Linked DNA regions of Mus musculus: region 1 is linked to region 2. The links are chromatin loops, found by intact Hi-C in ENCODE. Cell type or tissue: gastrocnemius. All regions are shown on one strand. Each heading gives the region's core, and the rest is flanking DNA. Links, peaks and the distances in the headings are about the cores only. Region 1 holds the start of Phtf2 (putative homeodomain transcription factor 2). Region 2 holds the start of Ptpn12 (protein tyrosine phosphatase, non-receptor type 12).

Region 1 (2,801 bases), core at 206-2,705, 170 kb before region 2:
AAATCTCGAACCATTAGTTAACTAAATCTTAGTTGTAATAATAGAGAATAGTAATTACTCATTGGATTATGTGACATAATATAATATATAAATAATCCAACTAATTTATGATCTTCATTTTTTTCAACATACTAACATAAATTCTCTTAGTGACGATATATGCATTACATATTCCCTACAATTATACATAAACTGAACAAGCCAAAAAGGTTTCCACTTAAAAACTGTTCAGGTCATCTTTATTTTTAGCATCAACTCTCCAGTGCCAATTTGACCTTTAAAATATTTAACTCTTGCAAGCTTGGCTATGCAAGACTGCCCACACAGTTAGATGCACTTGAAATAAATACATTTTTATGATCTACTACAATATACTAAAACTCAGAATCCTCGCCACCCAACATTAGATAGTTCTGATACTATCTAATGCATTCAACTGCTTCCCTGTGCAGGAGGCAGACTACTTCCAAAGAGGGAAAAACTTAAGAAATTTCCTGGAACCACCTTGTTTTCTGGTTCCAGACATGGCTCAGTCTACCCGGACCTCCTGATTTCTTTCCTCTGGGGTCTAGAGTCTGAATCATAAAACTCACAGAAACACCCGTTTCTTTCCCTTTTAATCTATAGCCTGTACACCAAACCTAAGTTAGGACTTGAGCTAAAGTGCACGTGGAAGTCCAGTGTTAGGAAAAACGATTTACAAAAGTACCTAGCAAATTCATAATCACTTAAAATCAAAGACTCGGAAAAAGAAAAAAGGCAAGAAACGCTTAAAAATGTTTGATGAAAGCAATAAAAAATTACTAAAGTATTACACGTAAAGTAACATCAAAGTAAGCAACGTCTACCACTGACAAAACAATTGTAAATTGCATACCTAATTTACATACACCCAAGTATGTAAAACCCACAAGGAAGATTAATTGCTCCACATTGTACTTTCCCAGTAGCACATGTTAATACAGTCCCCAGGTGTTCTCCGGACAAAAATAAAATGGTTAACAAAATGATTCCTGAAGTTTAACAAGGCAGTGATGAGTTAGAAAGCACAATACCAGAACAATACTAGAACGCTGGCTGTCAACACGAGGCGGAAACAAGGTGAAGCATGCCTATGGACCACTGCATTGTTTGCAGACCTGAAATGCCCTGCCAAGGCCCACGCGCGAGACTCGGGTAGCCGCCCCTCCGCGGTCGCTGTAGGAGCCGCAACTCCCGTGCGCCGGAGCTGCGGGAGCAGCAGCTGCCCTTCCGCGCGGGCAGTGCCTGCACGCAGGGCGACCGCTCCGCGAGCCCGCGCGCGCCTCGGGCCGCTAGAGGACCTCGCGTGGGCCCCGGCCCGGCCACCCGCCGCCCCCACACGCCCTCTGGGGACCGCGCGACCCCAAGCCAGAGGAGCGCAGGGGCGCGCGCGCCCACACCGCGCCGAGCTCCGGCCCGCAGCCGCCGCGCCCCGGCGAAGGGAGGGGGCCGCGGCCGAGCGGGGCCCGCAGGTGCCCGTGGCAGGGGGCGCCACGGCGACCACGAAGCCCGCGCCCCCATCCCGCCCGCCGCTCCGCCGCCCGGTCCGCACAGCCCTGGGATCCTGTCAGAGTGCGGCGACCTCCACATGGCCCGCCGAGCATGGAGCTGTGGCGCCTACCGTAGCCGCCGGCGCCGCGCCGCTGGGAAGCGGCTAGGAGACGCGCAGAGTCGCGAAGGCTAGTGCCGCCGCTGGAGCCCAAAGAGCTACAGCCCCGCCGCCGGCGGCGCGCTGCCTCCACCCTCGCGCCGCTCGCGCCGCCCGCACCGCGCTCCGCCTCCCGGGACGCCCCGCCTCCTCCGCGGCTCCTCGCATGACCACGGAGTCTGCGCCGCAGCCCGCAGGTTACGGGACCGGGCGAGAGGGGTGGGAGGGTCCCGGCGAGCGAGGGCGGGCCCGACGGCGGGCGTGATCGGAAAACTGACTTTTCTACCAACCTATAGGACTAAGGGGCGGGCCCAGGGGGCGCGGTCATTGCCTCCCTTTTTTATCGCTCTAAAACGGAGGGCAGTCAGTTACTGGCGGCCAAATGAACCAATAAACAAGAAAAACGGGCCCGTGAGCGCCGAACGCCGTTCGCTCTGCTCTCCGGGATAGGCCAAGGGCGGCGGGAACAGCCCCGGATGTGGGCGGAACCTTGAGGTGCGGAGGGCCTCAGCTGCGGCTGTTTGGAGAGGCGGAACTATGTCTTCTCCTTAATTATCATGTGAGGGCCTAAGAATTTAATGGGGGGAAAAGTGTGGAAGAGGATTAGGATCCAAACTGGCGGATTTCCCGACCTTCGCTGCCCTCTCGGCTCTCCGGCCAGCCGCTCTACCAGGTGAGTCGGGAGCTCGGCCCTTGTCCTGTCCGTGCTGCCTCCGGGTGACCTCACCCCTTCATGCTGCGTGCGGGCGCGTTTGCACGACGGCTATGGGATGCGTCTTGCAAAAAACGCATTAAATTCCAGCATGAGTTTGGGAGAGTCCAGATATTCCCGCGAAACCACCATGGGCATTTCCAAACCAAAGACCAGGATAGTTTAGCAGGATCCTCACGTTCCAGGGCAGATGAGCCCTAAAGTCAACCAAGTTGTAAGCAGCGAGGCCACTTATTTTGAGAAGGAAATTGTGAGCTGGTTAAACAGAGCTGTCTTCGGGTAAGGAGAGTTCATTTATAAGTATTAAGAGTAGCGGGAGAAGGGAAATGGAATGGTATGGGAAGGACCTTGGATGAGTCTACTACGCACAACTAATTACTAGATGCAGGTGTGTATTTCCATGTGTGGGGAAAGAAACTC
Region 2 (2,801 bases), core at 170-2,669:
AAATGGAGATCAGGTAAACCATGAGATTCCTTATGGTCAAGCCTCTGGCAAGCGCTGAGCTAATAACTGTGAACCCAGACACGGAGTCGTCCTGCCGTCCACTCGGACCAAGGCCGGCATCCGTACAGGGACCCAGCGAGTTAATGCTCTACACCCTCGCTCTCCGGCAGCCTCGAGCCGCTCCGCTGGCCGCAGCCAGACAGCTCGCCTCGACCCTCCCCGGAGGGGCAGGCGGGGAAGGCAGGCGTGGGAAGGCGAGCCCGCACTCCAGCCGCCGCCGCCCGGCCGGGGAGACAATAGGTAGTCGCGGGCGGCGGGGCCGGAGCGGGCTGGGCCGGGGAGCGCAGGTAGCGGCCGCGGAAAAGAGAGGCTGAGGGGCGGGGGTGACCTCGCCTCCCGCAAGCTCGCCGACGGCGCTCGCGGCTGGGCGCGCGCCCCGCGCCTGTCCTCGCACCGCACACAAAGCGCTGGCAGCCCCGACCGACCGGGAGAGGCGAGGGGAGCTCGGCGGCTGGCGACACGAGGCGCCGGCGAGAACGGACACTCACCATGAAGTCCCGGGCGAAGTTGTCCTCCCCATTGTGATCCGGACTCTTCATGGCCTGGACCCTCTGGATGAACCTCCTCAGGATCTCCACTTGCTCCATCCTCCCGCGTCCCCCCCGCCGCCCGCCCGCGCGCCGCAGCGCCCGCTCCGTCTTCCCCAGCTCGCTCCGGCCCGCCCTCCCTCCCCGCCGCGCCAGGCGGCTGCGGCTGCGGCGGCACCGGCCGGGCTCCCCGCGCAACTTAAAGAGCAGCGTCGCTTTCCCCTACTACGAGGCGAGCCGCGGGCTAGCGCCGGCCCCAACCCCCAGCCTGCCCCATCCTCCTTCCCCGCCCTCCTCAGTCCGAGACGCCGCCGCCTCAGGAACACGGCTCTCAGTTCGCCCTGCCCCCTTCCCGGTTCTGCCTCCCCCCCCACCCCCCACCAGCAGCCGCAGCCGCCTCTCCCCACGGGCGCGCCCCCGCCGCCACCCAGACGCGCGGGCTCGTACGGCGGCCCCGCCCCAGAGCGAAGACCCAGCCGCCCCCGCACGCCCGCCCGGGCCCGCCCCCGCCCGCTCTGAGTGGCTGGAAGCCGCTTCCGGGGCGTGGCCCTCTCCTAGGGCGCTCGCCGCTCGCTGCGGTGAGGCTGGCTTCTGGTGGACGTCCTACGTCTGGAAGCCCGGCCAAGCCCAGTGGGTCAGACAGTAAACTTCAGATGGGGCTTGCGGCCTCCGGGTTTGGCGGGGAGGGAAAGCTGATTCCAAAAGTGCTTCAGCGCTACTGCCGGCCGCGGGCTGGGACTACAAGACCCGCCTGCAGGAGTGCCCGGAGCAGGGTGGGACAGAGGTATGCTGGGAACTGTAGTAGAGCCTTCACCTTCGCTTTACGAATGCCTTGGTGAGGGTCTCCCAAGGCTTTGGCACTTTGGCTAGGAGAAGCCAATAGTTTCCAGAGTGAAAGGGTTTACTCTTCGCAATCTTTCTAATCCCAGTGAGGGAAAGCTCTTAATTCGTAATGCATCTTTCTCATTGCACCTTTTTTTGCCAAGAGGAAGACAATATTGCTTCCTATCTTTAAATTCTCACGGTTTCAGAGTTGAATGGGTGACATTCTTTCGTAGAATAGAATTTGTGACTCTTAGCAGACAGAGAGCGTGCTGATGCAATCTGTCCTTTCATAAATAGAAATGATTTGTCCAAAGTTCACCCCCCCAACATGTTCATGTGGAGTCAGAACTAAAACGCAGGTTCTTTTACTTTGACTCTAACTTTTACTTTTTCTCGAAAGGACGAGAGTTTGTAGTAGTACACAGTTGCACAACTGAGGGATTTGATCCATGGACTGACTTTGGTCACCTACACCCACAAACAAAAAACATGTTTTCACAGAACAGGCTGCCAGGAAATATGCTTAAGATAGGAAATATCAATGCAGGAAACATTTCCTAAACCGATATTTGGCCGCACTGTGAAATTTAATTAAAAAGAAAATCGAAGACAACACATGTGAGTAGCAATATACAGTTACACTTTAAAATAAAATACAGGAAATAATGCATCTGATATGTACCAACTCACTTCTCTCAAAGCATTTCAAGAGATGCTTTCCATACTAAAATAAACTTTTGAAAGGAGTGTCTGTAGTAATTTAACCCACTACACAGGCTAAATTTCACTGAATGTAAGCAAAAGATTCAGGCTCGATGGGGACAAATAGGTAAATGGCAGAAATGCTTTAACTTTTATTTATGTCTCTATATTTTGGGTTCTCTCAGCCAGGGTCTCACTCAGTAACCCAGGCTGGCATGGCTGTCTTCCTGCCTCAGCCTCACAAGTGCTGGGAGCATAGACATGGGCCACAGTGATCACCTACACTTTTGATATAGCCAAGAATGTAAAAACCAGTTAGTGATTAGCAAACAGTATACGTGTGTGCTTTATACCAACTATTGGCAGTCTCATGGGTAACAGGCTGGGTCTCATTTGCCCTAGTGTTTTGTAGGGCATATTTTTTCCATATGATCTATTTTATGTATATGAGTACATAAAATAAATATTTTAAAAAAGATTTATGTATATGAGTACATAAAATAAATACATATATTTAAAAAAAAGATTTTATATATATATGAGTACACTGTCTCTGTCTTCAGACACACCAGAAGATGGCATCAGATTCTATTACAGATGATTGTGAGCCACCATGTGGTTGCTGGGAATTGAACTCAGGACCTCTGGAAGAGCAGCCAGTGCCCTTAACCACTGAGCCATCTCCAG

What was found. Peaks named below come from ENCODE experiments on the same cell type or tissue, not always from the same donor. Only the 100,000 strongest peaks of a DNase experiment are listed, where the experiment ranks them.
Region 1: it touches region 2 in a loop (5-fold over the local background); 6 of 42 quality-filtered maps call a loop at or near these places.

Annotation. Positions count from the first base shown.
Region 1 is chr5:20,880,314-20,883,114 of GRCm38, forward strand. Phtf2 (putative homeodomain transcription factor 2) reads right to left here and starts at 1,811. Exons shown (of 18, transcript NM_172992.3): 1 at 1,643-1,811. Tmem60 (transmembrane protein 60) reads left to right here and starts at 2,140. Exons shown (of 2, transcript NM_177601.3): 1 at 2,140-2,342. In gastrocnemius, for the core only: a CTCF peak has its summit at 1,730; DNase peaks (open chromatin) are centred at 1,314 and 1,934; H3K4me3 peaks cover 2,500 bases; H3K27ac peaks cover 2,500 bases.
Region 2 is chr5:21,055,101-21,057,901 of GRCm38, forward strand. It overlaps Ptpn12 (protein tyrosine phosphatase, non-receptor type 12), which reads right to left and starts at 811. Exons shown (of 18, transcript NM_011203.3): 1 at 549-811. The coding sequence starts at 647. Gm42221 (a long non-coding RNA gene) reads left to right here and starts at 967. Exons shown (of 4, transcript XR_880864.3): 1 at 967-1,371. In gastrocnemius, for the core only: a CTCF peak has its summit at 1,324; DNase peaks (open chromatin) are centred at 243 and 1,096; H3K4me3 peaks cover 2,147 bases; H3K27ac peaks cover 2,392 bases.